Linked DNA regions of Homo sapiens: region 2 is linked to region 1. Evidence: read pairs that join two places in POLR2A ChIA-PET (ENCODE). Cell type or tissue: IMR-90. All regions are shown on one strand.

Region 1 (8,000 bases):
TTCTGATCTTTCAATTGAAGGAAACCCCAACCTCAGGACCATGGGCACCAGCAGAGCATTCAGAATATGCACCTACTGCTACATATTTTTGAACTATTTATGATATTCTCTTCAGCTCCCCTGGATGTGCATTTGACACACCAAAATGCATCACCTGAAGTAAAAAAATTCTCTGAGGGAGGGGTGCTCAAGAACTTAACCAAAACAAACTTCAAACTGAGCCAAACTATAAAATAAAACCAGACTACCCACCCCAAACCCCCATGAAGCAAGATCAGATTTTATAGAGCTTTGTTTATCCACGGAGAAGAGATGAGCTAGTGACTGGAACATAGTATGACGTCTGCATCATATTCAGACTTGAACAAAACATTTAATTTGACATGCTATGCAATTTCCCCCGACACCTTCATTCCACATAGCCTTGATAACAACACAGCCACGCAGACTGAAGGAGGCTGAAGCTGCCATCTGTAAAAGGTAACAACAGTGGCATTCTGTGCAGTTCCGAGGGTCTGTCTCTTAGCAAGTCACCATAGTTTGTATTTTATGTATGCATTAATAATCCAGAAAAGAGAATGAACAGAATGCTCATGGCAGTTGTTGAAAAGACTAAATTGGGAGGTGTTACAAGCTTTGAGAAATGGCCAGGATATGGACAGCAGTATGGTTCGGAAGAACCAAAACAAGTCAGAAATAAGGGATGAAAAAAATGAAATTGTTTTCAGAAAGATGCAAACAAATATGTGGCCAAAAAAAATCATGTCAGAAGCATTCATTGAAGAAGAGAATCTGGAAAACTGGGATTGTTAGTAGTAATCAAAGAAGGAGGGAGCACCAGGAGAAATGTGGACAAATTTACAGTGAATATTAACCACAAAAAGACAACAGGACTGTGTGAGTCAGTGTGGAAGCCCGGAGGGGGAAGGGAGGCTATGGCCTCTCATACAACTGTAGCTAGAATTACTCCCAGACCACTGTATTCAATTTCAAGCACCTAAATAAACAAGCAGTGTTGACAATCTTGGAGGGAAGTCAGAGATAAATAATGAAAATGATTAATGGAAGGGAAGGATTGATTTATGAAAAAAGATTTATGGAGTGTATCCTGTGGTTAAGCAATGGTAAACTATGCAAAGACAATTTGGTACAGTCTAGAAATGATGACAATGCCTATACTTCATATTTAGGTGTAGAAATGTAAGGAGAAGAAAGGGACTGCAAGGATAAAATAAGATAGAATTAATTAATGAAAGTAGAAACATAAGACTGAATTTTCAACAGTGTTTATTGAACTTGTGATAAGACCAGTACCTGTTTTGATGAACTGCTCAATTATAAATCATATTTTTAAGATACATGCTGAATCCACTGTCAGTTCTATCATTATAATCAGAAAGCCCATTGAAAGGGATAATACCGTCCTGACAGCAACATGGCTAGAACAAATGGGTCTCTTACTTATAATTTCACTGTTTCTCTTCTTTGACCTATCAGCAAACAAGCTTGCTTTTAACAGAATTCTAAAATAGATGCTTTTGTCAGCTTAATAAGGAGAAATTACAAGGGGCAAAAAGCTCCTTTTTATTCCTATTTTAAGCAAAACTTCTATACTCCATCTTACTGAATGGCCTCACCACCCTGCATCCAGAAATTATGTGTAAATGGGAAAGAAAAAAAGAAAGAAAGAAATCTGAGGCTTTGTACAGCTTTAAAAGACATCTGCCTACTTATCTTCACTTTAGTGAAAAGGTTAGTTTTGTTTTAAAACACTTTTGGGAATTTTCTTTGTCATTGATTGAAAAGACAAAGAAATGTTTTTTATAATCTATATAAGTGGTCATATGATACCACTTTCAACATATTTTAAGACTGAGACTGCAAGACAACCCAATTTTTATTCCCAGTTTCCCTTGATCATATTAGAAGTACATATTATTTGTTGAAGGAAAACAAGACATTCACCATAGAATGAAGTACAGAAAAAGATAAGTATCCTGGCCGTGGGTCTCCAGTCTAATCTGAAACTCTTGGGGAAAATGAGGACCACTTCAGCATAATTATAAGTGGCACTGAGCATATCACTGGCAAAGTTGAAGAATTAAGCCAGAATCATAAGAAGATCTGGTTATATTGTCAAATATATCCTAGAGTAAATCTTTGAGGCCTAAAGAGACTGAAACTACTTAGTTAATGGCAAGATACATTTAAATGGTAAAATAAAAGTGCTCCACGGCTTAGCTTGAGCATAAACTTGAAGCTCAGCTCTAACTCTGTTGACATATCTGCAGTGAGACCTTAACAAATGACAGTGATCCTGTGTTTCATGGTATCAGCTACTACAGTAGGTAACATTTGCCTAGCACAGAGTTGGCACTCAACAGATATATGCTGAATGAATGAATGAATGAATGAATGAATGAGTGGAGGAATTAACTGGCCCAAATGGGAAAAGGAGGTGGTGCAATAGTTGACCTTAAAAATCTCCATGTGTTAACTGCACCTAAAACCAGCTCTTATTTCTACAACATCAATCAAATGTGACTGTATTGTTTCTTCCCCCTTCCAAGTTCCTCTCTCATTCTTTTAAATCATACGTTATTATTTTCAATATCCATTTAAATTCACCAGGCATTTACAGAACACCTACTCAGTGCCAAATATTGGGCTAGGAGCTGGGGACAATTTCTCTTCTCAGGGAGTTTATGGTCTCATTGGAAAGATAACAAGTAGACACACACACAATCAAAAACATACAACAAACAAATTATTATAATTCATTAAGATGACTGTCACAATAGGGGTTTGTGTGAGGGGCCACAGCAGCACCGAGAAGACAGCAGCTAAATCCCGGGTGTAGCAGAAATGTGAGAAGTACTGGAACTTCTTTTCCCCTCCAAGGATTCTCTTGACCTTCACTTTAACTTGAGTCTAAGTACGTATATGTGTTTAGAAGAGAGGATGATTCACCCCAGACCTCATACTTTTCTGCCATCTACATTCTATGACACAAGGGCATCTCTTTTTATAGGGAAGTTTGGCCTTTAATTTTTCTACAATTACTTGCCTGTAAAGACAAAAAGGTTTGCTTAAAATTCATTTGTGATCTCTCTATTCAATGTTAACTCCTTTATGGTCTTTTTCCATTGGGTCCTTAGGAAATTATTTAAAATGAAATCAGTTGGCAGGAATACTGGATTTCATGTGTCAAATAAAAAGAGCCAGTAAAAACTGTTTATTCTCAGCAGGAGTGTAGCATGTGAAATTGCTGGTTTGCAAAATTCATTTTAATCTATTATTTTTATCAGCATATTTTGTTGTTGGTAGGTAGTGAAAGGTGCACTGGATAAAAATACAATACAAGCTGTAGTCTGCAATACCTTAAAAAAGTCTACTTAGCAACATATTAGGTATGCTTTATTCAGTCTGCATAACACTGAGGTTTTTAATTTAATTTATGTTTCTGTTGACTGAATGTAAATAAATTAAAAAATAGGAAGTTCTTTGCATACCACTATCTCAGGGGAAGGCAGTATAGAGATAAACTGCACTTTGATCATTTTATTTTACAATCAGTATCTTAGATGGCAGATTTAAGACAGGTTCTGTAGATTGGTGTTCGGCTTTTATTACGAAGGTCTGATGTGAACAGGATATATACCACAATATAATATTATTATCCATCTTGTGCTTCAACTGCATTTCAGTGAACAACAGTAAATCACCTGTAGCTAGATACTAGATAATATGTTCTGTAAATCCCCCTTCCTTGGTCTCTGAATGAGTTTAAATATAAACATATTATCTTGTTGAAGTACAGTTAGACTATCATAAGCTCCATTATCTACCTCAGTTTTGAAAGTAGTAACGGTAATATAGAAAATGAAAATACATATCATTCTTCTTTTTGAAGTCTGTCCATCATCTAGGCAGAAAGTTTTGGAGCGTATATCCTGCCACGCTGCTCCAATGTGGAGAGAGATCAGTAGAACCCTTGATACAGTGTGTATTAAAGAAAAACAATTAATGTACAGGAAAGACTGCTGGATTTAGCTTAGGTGCCATGACTTCCTGGGAGATATGGACTCATCACTTCACTGCAGAAGTCTTCATTAGAGGCCATGTCTAGCTGGGACTTTTGAGTTACGGCTTTCAAAACATTTTACTTGTTAGTCACAACTTCCTGTAATTCACTTAGAATTCATGTTATTTGTAGTCATGACATTTCTTTAGCTTGGTTAATATATTTAAAGTGCATAAAACAGTGCCTGGCACTTAGTAATGAGTAATAGTTTCTGGTTGCGATGAAGATAATAAGAGAAACTGGCATTTTTATCAGGACCAGTACTAGGGTGAGACAAGCGGCCTTTGCAGGAACCTGAGCGGTGGACTCCTCAGATTTTGCACCCTAAGCACCTTGTTTGCTTTACCTTTATACGTTACTAGTCCTATATTAAAGATACCTCATGTCTGCATCATTATAAATTATGCAGTTTATACACATAGGCTTTGCTGATAGCCATTATATATTAATTATGAACACCCAGTAGAGTTTATATTTGTGACATGAACAAGAGATAAAACTTTGCAAATATATTAATATATACATTTAATAGACACTTCAAATGTGCGTGTTACATAAATACAATGTTTATGTACACAAAATTATGCACATACATAAACACTGTAGATATACATCATATTATTTATGCTGACATAGAATTTAGAATATGCCATACACAGAAATATAATTGGATGTTTCCAAAATACATACATTGCGTGTGTGTAGAAACTCACTAAGGAGTGTGCTTTATAACCATGTAAAACCATTGCTGCTTTCTAAGGACTCAGCATTTTCAAAGTTTCCTCTATGAACCGATTGACAGCATTTCGCATCATCCCCTCCGCTTGACCCAGGCCTGAAAGTTAATCTGATTTGCCAGGACCACAGAGCAAGCCAGAGGAGGAGCACGGCTGGACCTCAGATCTTCAGCATCCCACGTATTGGAAGTGAAAATTGTCACCCATGACTTTTAAACTTGCTTCCTCTAGTCTGACATTGTTAAGGGTCCAGCCGACGAAAGGATGGAAGGTGCGGACTCGGGCTGGCGCCGGATGGAGGAAGACGCGCAGCTGCACTGGACCCAAGCGCCAGCCCCAGCCCCAGCCCCAGCCCCAGCCCCAGCCCCAGCCCCAGCGCCAGCCCCAGCGCCAGCCTCAGCCCCGGCGAGGCGCGCGTCTCCCTGGGAGGCAGCGTGTCTGTGCGCGCACATCTCTAAATGGGTAAATTTAGAAGTCGTGTAGGTGTGCTTATATAAATATGCCTCTGCCTTTTTCTCCAAGGCACTGAAGAAAAGAGAGACAACACTGGATCTTCTGTGTGTGATTAGGCTTTTTTTAAAGTTGTTAACCGAATCTATTCGAAGTCAGAAATTGCATGGGTTGTGGCAATTAGATACCCAGGAAATCTGGCAGGAGCCACAGCATTGCTTTTTTGATATTATCTGGGTATTATATTCCATCCTCATGTAAAAATTTGAACATAACCCATAAGACTAATATTCTTTTTTTTTTTTTTTTTTTTAAGATGGAGTCTCGCTCTGTCGCCCAGGCTGGAGTGCAGTGGCGCAGTCACGGCTCACTGCAACCTCCGCCTCCTGGTTCAAGCGATTCTCGTGCCTCAGCCTCCTGAGTAGCTGGGATTACAGGCACGCATCACCACACCTGGCTAATTTTTGTATTTTAAGCAGAGATGGGGTTTCACCAAGTTGGCCAGGCTGATCATGAACTCCTGACCTCAGGTGATCCACCCGCCTTGGCCTCCCAAAGTGCTGGGATTACAGGTGTGAGCCACGGTTCTCGGCCGTTTAACATTCTTTTAAACGGCTCCCCCACTTCCAATCTTAGTTTCCGTCCCAATTTGGTGAGTACCAGTCTAGAACTTCCTCTGCACATTTACATAATATATAGAGATCCATACAAAATATGTAGTATTTTTGCGTGTATGTTTATGTGATTTTATAAGAATGGAATTAGTGCGGATAAACTGTCAGCAACTTTTTTCTCCCACTAAATACTCTGACATTGGAGCTCTTCCCATGATAATAGGTAGAAATACAACGAGTTCGCCTTAGCTGAAGCATCATAACATATTCTATTGTGTGTTTATACAGGATGTTAACTAAGCCCCTACTGAATACAAGGGATGAAACTTAGTATGGGCTCAGTAAGTATTTCTTGAACACATTAATAAATAAAATTTCTTAGCTGGCCAACAAAAGAAGAAAATCTCTTCAGACATGAATACTGGGTGATGTATGCCATGGAGAGTTGACCAAATTATGCACTTAGTCAGAATAATTTCCTCACATGATACTAGTAATAACAAAGTTTCATTAGTCACTTACTGTGTGCCACCACTTTATAAGCACTTCATGTGCATTTTCTCATCTGTGATGCAGATATTATTATTATGTTCATTATACAAATGGGGAAATTAAGCTCATTGAGGTCCTGAAACCCTCCCAAGCCCTACTTCTAGTAAGGGGTGGAACATACTTTCAAACCCAGACACCAAGGCCCTAGGGGTTCCCCACCGTGGCTTTATCCTGCTTTTAAATTTTTTTTTTTTTTTGAGATGGAGTTGCGCTCTGTCACCCAGGCTGGAGTGCAATGGTGCAATCTCGGCTCACTGCAGCCTCTGCCTCCTAGGTTCCAGCAATTCTTCTGCCTCAGCCTCCTGAGTTTCTGGGATTACAGGCACCTGACACCACACCTGGCTAATTTTTGTATTTTTAGTAGAGACGGGGTTTCATCATGTTGGCCAGGCTGGTCTCTAACTCCTGACCTCAAATGATCTGCCCGCCTCAGCCTCCCAAAGTGCTGGGATTACAGGTGTGAGCTACTGTGCCTGGCCTACTTTTACAATTTAAGGCGAAAGAGAGAGAGAAAAGACTGTGTTTTCTGCTTCTGTTTTTAATCTCTTGCCTCCTATGTTTTTATATACACATGTAAATAACTTGAAGATAGACAGTAAGGGTTATAGGATGGGGATGGGAAGCAGTATGGATGGAGAGGACAAGAAATGCAGGTTAAGTGTAGGCTGGGGGAGGTAGTAAGGATAGTGCATAGAAAAAAAAAGGAAAGAATTCACCAAATTCCAGGTTGGTTAAGTTTAAGTTTACATTTTTAGAAAATCTATTAGTGTGGAGGCCTTTGTTGCTTAGAGTGAATAAGAACATTAAACTGTGGAATGGTCTTTGACTCACCCCTTCCAAGTATTGATCAAAAAGCAGGTGAAGATGGGGAATGCAGGAAAGCAACATAACTGTGACTGTACTGTGATATTAAATATCTGTGATTTTTATTGGTGATAAAATCACATGCACTCCTATTATGACTGTAGTCTTTTGCCTACCTTCATAATGGAAGGAAATAAGATTTCAGTTAACGATTTCAGTTAGAGATTGTTGAAAAATAAAGGGGTAGTGCTTTCCCCATCTCAGTTCACAGATATTCCTGAATGCTAACCAAAATGTTCATAGGCCCCAGGTTAAGAACCTTGCATTCAGTGTCATTGTTCCTGGGTCATGCGATCAGGCCCACAGGGTGAATTAAAGTAAACCAATCGTAGTAATTCCATTCTTTTTGCCAGTGGTAGTTTTAGGCATTGGCTGTAGCCATCTAAGGAAACAAAGTCACAAACCTGCTTGAGAGAGAGGAGGAGAGGGAAGGGACAGAGTAGTGGAGTAGCATTTCTGTGGAGGGGTTATTTACTCTTTAAAAATGAACAATAATCAGCTGGGCGCGGTGGCTCATGCCTGTAACCCCAACGCTTTGGGAGGCCGAGGTGGGTGGATCATTTGAGGTCAGGAGTTTGAAACCAGCCTGACCAACATGATGAAACTTTGTCTCTACTAAATACAAAAAAAATTAGCCGGGCATGGTGGTGCATGCCTGTAATCCCAGCTACTTGGGAGGCTGAGGCAGGAGAATCGCTC
Region 2 (8,000 bases), 98 kb before region 1:
TTTAGAGGACCCTTAATAGGTATTGTGAAACTCATATTTTGGCAATTTGAGCATCCTTTTTGCAGAATTTTATGAGAATTTCTTTGTAAAAGAAAACTTTTAACAAGGACTATTTGATACAGAAAAGTGTTACTAATGGAAATTTCAAGACTTCCTGCCTTGATGCTCTTTTAAATTAGAGGTTCATGCAGTAGCTTAAATGAGCAAGTCTTATAAACAACTGGAGAGTTCTTTAATATCCCTTAGAACCAGATGTTTTGTTGCTGTTACTTTTTTTCTATCTCCATTCAAACTACCCATGGATGTGACAATGTTAGCCAAGCAATGTGCTAAGATAAGAAGCTGTTTGAAGAAGGCACAGTGCCTTAAGTTTTGGAGTTCATGAGTGGTGGGAAGGAGGAGTGGACATAGGAGTAATTCTACTATAGTATGATCAAGGAGTATGATGCAGGTATTGGCTCTGCCTGGAGAAGTCTGGAAGCTTTATAAGAATAGTGTGTCTTAAAGTAAGAATGTTCATTGTTCTGATTAATGGGGAAGGGAGGGCTAGGATATTCAAAGACCCAGAGGCACAAAAGTGTATGGCATGCTTTGGGAATGGTGAATGGCCCACTGAATGAGCCCATTTTGTGGGAGTGAGGGCGAAAAAGAAGCCAGAAAGCTGTATTGAGGCCAATCTGGGATTTGGACTTTTTTCCCAAAGATTATATTATTCTCAGTCATTTTTCTTGTGCTACACAAATGATAGACATACACATGTGCAGGGTTATGTACAATTCCTGGGCCCTAGGCTTTCCTGCAGTGAATTCCATCCCATTCAAGCATATGAAAATACATGAAGGGGAATTACACTATTATAGATAATTGCAGATAGATACAGATTTGACTGTTTAAACATATGTTTAACTTTTAGAATTATTGCTTATTCACAACTGGTGAAAACAGTTGTCTTGACAGAGATTGAGAACAGGAGGTGACTTGTAAGGAATGTAGTAAACCACTATCATGACAAAACAGGAAACTGGAAGCAAGGGGTTCATTAACAGAATGAGAAAACAGAGTAGATATAAGGAATATTGCAGTACAATTGAGAGAACTTGATCGATTTCCAAGACTCATAACATACTCTATGTGTGGGTCATTCTTCGTTACAACAGGACATATTTCAGTAAATGTTTTGCCATGGGGGGCCTCTTTGAAATGACTGCTTAGGCCATGCCCAAAATGCCTATAATTCCAGCAATTTGGGAGTCCAAGGCGGGAGGATTGCTGGAGACCAGCAGTTCAGACCAGACCGGACAACACAGCGAGACCCTATCTCCAAAAAAAAATTAAAAATTAGCTGGGCATGCACTTGTGGTCCTAACTACTTCAGAGGCCAAGGCAAGAGGGTCACTTGAGCCTGAGAGGTCGAGGCTGCAGTGAGCCATGATTGCACCACTGCACTCCATCCAGGTGACAGAGCAAGACCCTGGCTCAAAAAAAAAAAAAAAACCCCTCCCACCCCCCCGCCCAAAAAAACCTGGCTGCTTAAAACACACACTAAAAAAAATAAATAAATAAATAAAAAATAAACTCTGACCCTTCTTATATTCCTTATCCCTGATGATCACATGCTTCCCTGCATCCCTGAATTTAAAAGATGAAACACATGGCACATGCCTGTAGTCCTGTAGTCCTACCTACTCCGTAGACTGAGACGGGAGGATACCTTGAGCCCAGGAGTTCAAGGCCAGCGTGGGCAACATAGCGAGACTCCATCTCTTTAAAAAAAGAAGTGAAACACAATTTTGAGAAGTGAGGATGAGTTTCTGTTGCATACTTTACTTGGTAATTAAAAAAACTTAACTATTAAAGTAAGATGGTGGCTTATGGCTATAATCCCAGCACTTTGGGAGGCTGAGGCAGGAGGATCACTTGAGCCCAGGAGTTCAAGACCAGCCTGGGCAACATAGTGAGACCTTGTGTCTACAAAAAAGTTTTTTAATTAGCCAGGTGTGGTGGCACCCACCTGTAGTCCCAGCTACTTGGGAGGTTGAGGCGGGAGGATCACTTGAGCCTGGGAGGTCAAGGCTGCACTGAGCGATGATCATGCTGCTCTACTCCAGCCTGGGCAGCACAGCAGGCCCATCTCAAACAAATGAAAACACTATTTGCTGTCATCTATTAAAGTCCATGTTTATTTAGGTAAAAAATATTCTGACAAAACTCCACTTGGATTGACCCTAACTGGAGTATTAAAGCATTATAGGCTAGGCATGGTGGCTCACACCTGTAATTCTAGCACCTTGGAGGCCAAGGCAGTAGAATCACTTGAGCCCTGGAGTTCGAGAGCAGCCTGGGCAACATAGTAGAACCCTGTCTCTGCAAAAAATAAAAACATCCAGGTGTGGTGGTGTGTGCCTGTAATCCCAGCTACTCAGGAGACTGAGAAGTGGGGATCACTCGAGCCCAAGAGGTCAAGGCTGCAGTGAGCCATGATCATGCCACTGAACTCCACCCTGGGTAACAGAGTGAGACCCTGTCTTTAAATAAATAAATAAATAAATAAATCTAAGATGCCAGCCATCTTTGAATTTATGTAAGCCAAACGTTATTAAGTGAAGCATGACTGTATTTTTTTTAATGAACTTGAACCAGATAGAATGTAGGTGTTACAGAAACTAACTGCGAACTACTATCATTTATGATAAATATATACAGTCATGTGTCCCACAATGACATTTCAGTCAATTATGGACCATATTTATGGCAGAGTCCCAAGAAATTATACTATTATATTTTTACTGTACCTTTTCTATGTTTAGCTATGTTTAGATGTGCAAATACTTACCATGGTGGTACAATTGCCTACAGTATTCAGTACAGTAACATGCTGTACAGGTTGTAGCCTCAGAGCAATAGGCTCTACGATATAGTCTTGGTGGGTAGTAGGCTATACCATCTAGGTTTGTGTAAGTACACTCTGTGTTTCCATAATGACAAAATTGCCTAATGATGCATTTCTCAAAATGTATGGTCATCATTAAGTGATGCATGACTGTATAAGAAAAAGTATCTATTTGTTTTAAAGTTGGCTCAGACACACATGGTAGTGAAAAACATTGAAAACATTTGAATGTTTATTGATTTGGTATCTAGCTGTAATCACCTCTGGATTCTATCATGGCATCTGGGTGTCTGAGCAGAAGAAATCCTGGATCATGTGACTTATCCATAAAGAATAGATTCTACATTTAGATCTGATCACGTGCACAGAGTACCTACCCTGTGCCAGGCACATTTGTGTATGGTATTTCATCTAGTCACTCACAGATTATTAAATCAGCTATAAAAAGATAAAATGCTTTTACTTGAAATAAGATTAATGTTCCCTGAGACCCTGCACTATAAAATAATTGTTTTTTCCAGCATAGTCATTTATTACAGTTAAAGGAAAATGTTATAAAACATTTGGATATTTCTCATATGCTCCTTGCATAAAGTAAGCAGATTTATATTTATTTCAATATGATCAAACCCTAGAGCTTAAATGCTTTCTTTTGTATATAATTTATACTATATAAATATTTAAATATACAACAGTAATAGTTAATATTTAAGAATAGTAAATATTTAAATATACAAGAGTTGTCCAAAACAAAAATAAGAGTTCTGGATCTTACTAGCTCCAATACTACTTTACTTTGAAATATTGAATGAGTGATTTCATATTTCTAATATTATTTATCTTTAAAATTGGGAAAAAATATCCTACTGAATATGATTAATTGAGAACCCTAGGTACAAAGTATTCCTTAAATTTGAAGTGATAACTACTGAAAGTGTATCCCAGAGGGAAATGGTCTAGGTTGGAAGATATACATATGGTGGTCATAAAGAACATTCAGCCTCATTGGACTTCTAAAAATATTTTTTTGCTGTGAGTGATAGCCTTTTTTTTTTTAATTAATTTTTTTAACTGCTCCTTACAGAGCAGGGCTACTACACAGGCAGTGTGCCCAGAGTATCCACCAAGCCTTTATTTAAGAGCTACATTTTTAAAAGCAAATATTGGTCTTTAGGGTTCTTTGCGAGGAAATAATACCGCGTGGAGGTATTTGTGATTCTTATATATTGACTCCACAATGGCAGACAATTATCTCCATCATTTGGATCTGAAGCCTATCAAGACATCTAATGTTAATTAGGGCCGGTGCTAGAAATCATGAAATATAGCTCAAAAAAATAGTCTGTGTCTTGAGGTCTCGTACTCAAGCTAAAGAGAAATATAAACATTGATAAACCAATTTGAATATAAAACATGTAAAATCTAGTTGTAATCATTTTCTCCATATTTTACTGTTTTATGACATAACTTTCAAATCCTGGCTGTAATTGTATATTTGCTAATATGTTAATGCTTAACCTTATTTCTACTAAGTTAGGAAAAATTTCATAGAGGAAAGAGAAAATCAGGATTTTTAAATGAGGAGAGGAAGGGTGCTTGGTAAATATAAAAAGAGATTATTCTGGTTTACTGAAGGAATGAAGAAGAGAGACTCTAATGAATGGTTAGAATAGTTTAGCAGTAGACTTGAGAGAGATAAAACAGGAATAAAAATTAGATAGATGACAGAAAACTGACATATGCTTCTTAACAGATTTGTTGATGATTTTTGAAAAGGGAAAATTTTAGTCATTTGTATATGCCCAGAGGAGAGGAAAGCTGGAAACCAGTGAAGAAGCGGGAGCAGTTAGAAACAACATATATGGGGAATTTAGATAGTAGGACACTCAGAAAAGAATAGATCTTCGAAGTGTTAACAAGTTAGTGTCAAAAATTACTCTAAGGCCCCATTAACTAGTACCAATGACTGCAGAGCCTAGCATTTTAAGATGTAACCACTGTCATGATGTTTCTTTAATTTTGCCACTTCCTGGTCTCTTGGTACCTTCTCTGGACACTCTTATCTAAAATAGCTTGTTTATCATTTGTCTCCCAACCCATAGTCCATTAGAATGATATAAACTCCATTTGGTTAATAATTTCTCTCTTTCTATTTTTATTTTATTTTATTATTATTTTTGAGACAGGATCTCATTCTGTCACCCGGACTGGAATACAGTGTTATGATCTTGACCTTCCAGGCTCAAGCAATCCTCCCACCTCAGTCTCCAGAGTAGCTGTGACCACAGGCATGCACCACCACGTCTGGATAATTTTTTTACATTTTTTAGAGACAGGGTCTTATTATGTTGCCCAGGCTTCTGTCTCTCTTTGTATAGCTATATCCTTATTGCTGAGAATAATTTTTAAAGAATTCTAGACCTAGCAATCAGTGTCTTGAAATACAGCCTCTCAGTTGGATATTTAGGATCCATAAATGAGAATGAAATAATCTTAAATTTGTCAGGGACTGCAGAGGTCATGCAGCCTGCTGTTTTTTTACTACCTGCTATGGGTATTTGAGGAAGATTTCTACTACTTAAGTCTTGCCTCAGCTTTGGGAATGACAATTGAGATTTAGTGCTTTTCTTCTCTTTCCTTCTCTTTTCTTTCACTTTGGGATCCAATGTGAATAATTTAACTAGTTTTCCAGTGTGATAAAACTGATCTAGTCCAATCTCTCACCTTATGTAGACATTCCTTCTATGGGATATATTTCCATGGGTCCCATCTGGGAGTAAAGAGCACACTGTTGGGGTGTGTCTGTCTGTATGTGTGTGTGTTTCATCCAACAAGTATTTATTGATTGGCTACTATGTGCTAGGCTAAGGACACAGTGATAAAAAGACACATTCCCTGCCCTTACTGACTTTCTAATGGAAATTTTGCTAGCAGCAAATGAAGTCTCTAAACTTTTTTCCTGTCCTCTCTTTATTCTCAAAGTTCTTTTGAAAGAAATGCAGAATAGTGGGAAGAAATAAAGAACAATGAGAGTTAAACTTCTACTAAAAATGCCCACTTTTAGTTTGTAGGGGTTTTAAATTCAGACCAGTTCAGTTCAACAAACACTGCTGAGCATCTCTAGCCCTTGGCTAGATCCTGAGCAATAAAAGCAATAAAATAAAATTATTATAAAAATAAAAATAAAAGCTGAAATACTCCCTACTCACAAGGGGGGAAATGCAAATGTATAAATACTCTTCAGTATGATAAGTGCTATATGTACCTGTTTTTTGAGAAATCCATTCCACTGGGTGGTCTAACTAATATAAAGTTCTTTCTCCTTTAATTTAAAATTTTTTCAAGACACGGTCTTGCTCTGTTGCCCATACCGGAGTGCAGTGGTACAATCTTGGCTCACTGCAGCCTCAACTGCCTGGGCCCAGGCAATCTTCCCACCTCAGCCTCCTGAGTAGTTGGGTCTACAGGCATGTGCCACCATATCCAGCTAAATTTTTAAAAACATTTTGTAGCTACAGGGTCTCTTTATGTTGCCCAGGCTTGTCTTGAACTCCTGGGCTCAAGCAATCCTCCCGCCTCAGCCTCTCAAAATGCTGGGATTACAAGCATGAACCACCACACCCGGCCAAGTTTTTTGTTATGTTAAACTAAAATCTGCTGCTTTTTAATTTCTGTTCGTTTGTCACAGGTTTGTCCTCTGAGCTCTTCATTTGTTTATTTGACCCGTAAACCTTTATTGAAGCACTACCACGTGCCAGACTTTGCCACATTCTCCTCATACACGTATAGTACATGATCCTTGCCTTCCAAAAACATTAAGATATAATTCTGCAACATGCGGAAGTTTCTTAACCACTCTATGCTCAGTTTCTTCACCTGCAAGTTGAGGGTAGTATTAGTTCCTACTTTCTAAGGTTTGTCATGAGGATTAAATAATGCATGCAGTGTACTTAATACAAAGCCTAGTACACAGCTTTCAACGAACGCTAAGTATTATTATTCATATGGTTTAAAACTGGGGTCCAGATATGTAAATTAGCAGTTTCAGGGTTGATTTGAGTGCCCTAACAGAAGTAAACACAGGGTGCTGTGAAAATATACCAGAGGGGCACCTAATCGTAGCTGGGGAGGCTAAGGAAACACTCTACAGGAGGTGAGCTCTGAACTCAGTGTTGATTTGGACTAAATAGTGGGGGTGGGAAAGACACAGGCAACTTAGGGAAAGAGGTTAGAGAGCATGGTGTTAATCAGGGGACTTCAGTAGTTTAGATTGACTACTTTCAGCAAAGCTAGAATACAAATGGCCTTGGATGCCATCCTAAGTAACTAAGAATGTGTCATGAAGGTAATGGGGAATGATCGAAAAGATTCTGCACAATTAAACTTTCAACTTTGGAAAGTCTCTCTGGCAGTGGTGTAGACAAAGAAGGCAGGAGAAAGGTGGGAAAACCAGTTAGAATGTTATTACTATGTTCCTACTGACAACTGTCCTAAATTAGGGCAGTGATGTAGGAGAGCAGGAGACTGATTCAAGAGAGAATTAAGACTTAATGACCAATTAGATGTAGATGTAGGAGGAAAGGAAGAGGAAGTATCAAAGTTAATTCTCAAATGACTGTCTTGAATAAGTGAATAAAGGTGATGACATTAGTTCATAGGGAAAATGCATGGAGGAGAGGGTGCCAGTAAGTTCAGTTATAGACATGTTGAGCTTCAGGAAGGCTAGGCACTTTAATATTCAGATCAGGAGCCTAGAACTGGCCCAAAGCTGCAGATTTGGGATTTGTTGACAGGTTTTAGTTGAAGCCATCATGCTTATCGTGTATAGAGGACGGTCTGCATTAAGGGATGATCAAATCACTGTTATATAAAACTTATAGGAGACATTGTTTTGGACTAGCCTCCTACACTGCGCCCCAGTAGACCAGACCAAACTATAATGGAGTCAATCATGCTAGGTGCCACATAATCAAACTGAACTCTAAAACAGGCCAGTTTTTCAAAATAAATAAATAAATAAAAAGTAAAAATAAAAAACAGGAAATTCATAGCAACCAATCAAAACGGGCCTGGTTTACTTGATTTGCCATGCTAAAGAAGTTCCCTCTAT

The links. ChIA-PET counts read pairs that join two places held together with the same protein. Peaks named below come from ENCODE experiments on the same cell type or tissue, not always from the same donor. Only the 100,000 strongest peaks of a DNase experiment are listed, where the experiment ranks them.
Region 2: POLR2A ChIA-PET joins it to region 1 with 14 read pairs; 5 of 35 experiments call an interaction of 5 or more read pairs at or near these places.

What each region holds. Positions count from the first base shown.
Region 1 is chr12:45,608,462-45,616,461 of GRCh38, reverse strand. It overlaps LOC105369744 (a long non-coding RNA gene), which reads left to right and starts at 5,816. Exons shown (of 3, transcript XR_944889.2): 1 at 5,816-5,923. In IMR-90, no CTCF peak of the experiment used is centred here; DNase peaks (open chromatin) are centred at 931, 2,961 and 4,171.
Region 2 is chr12:45,706,280-45,714,279 of GRCh38, reverse strand. No RefSeq gene overlaps it. Among named protein-coding and RNA genes, the nearest start is that of LINC00938, 18 kb to the left of the region's middle. In IMR-90, no CTCF peak of the experiment used is centred here; no DNase peak of the experiment used is centred here.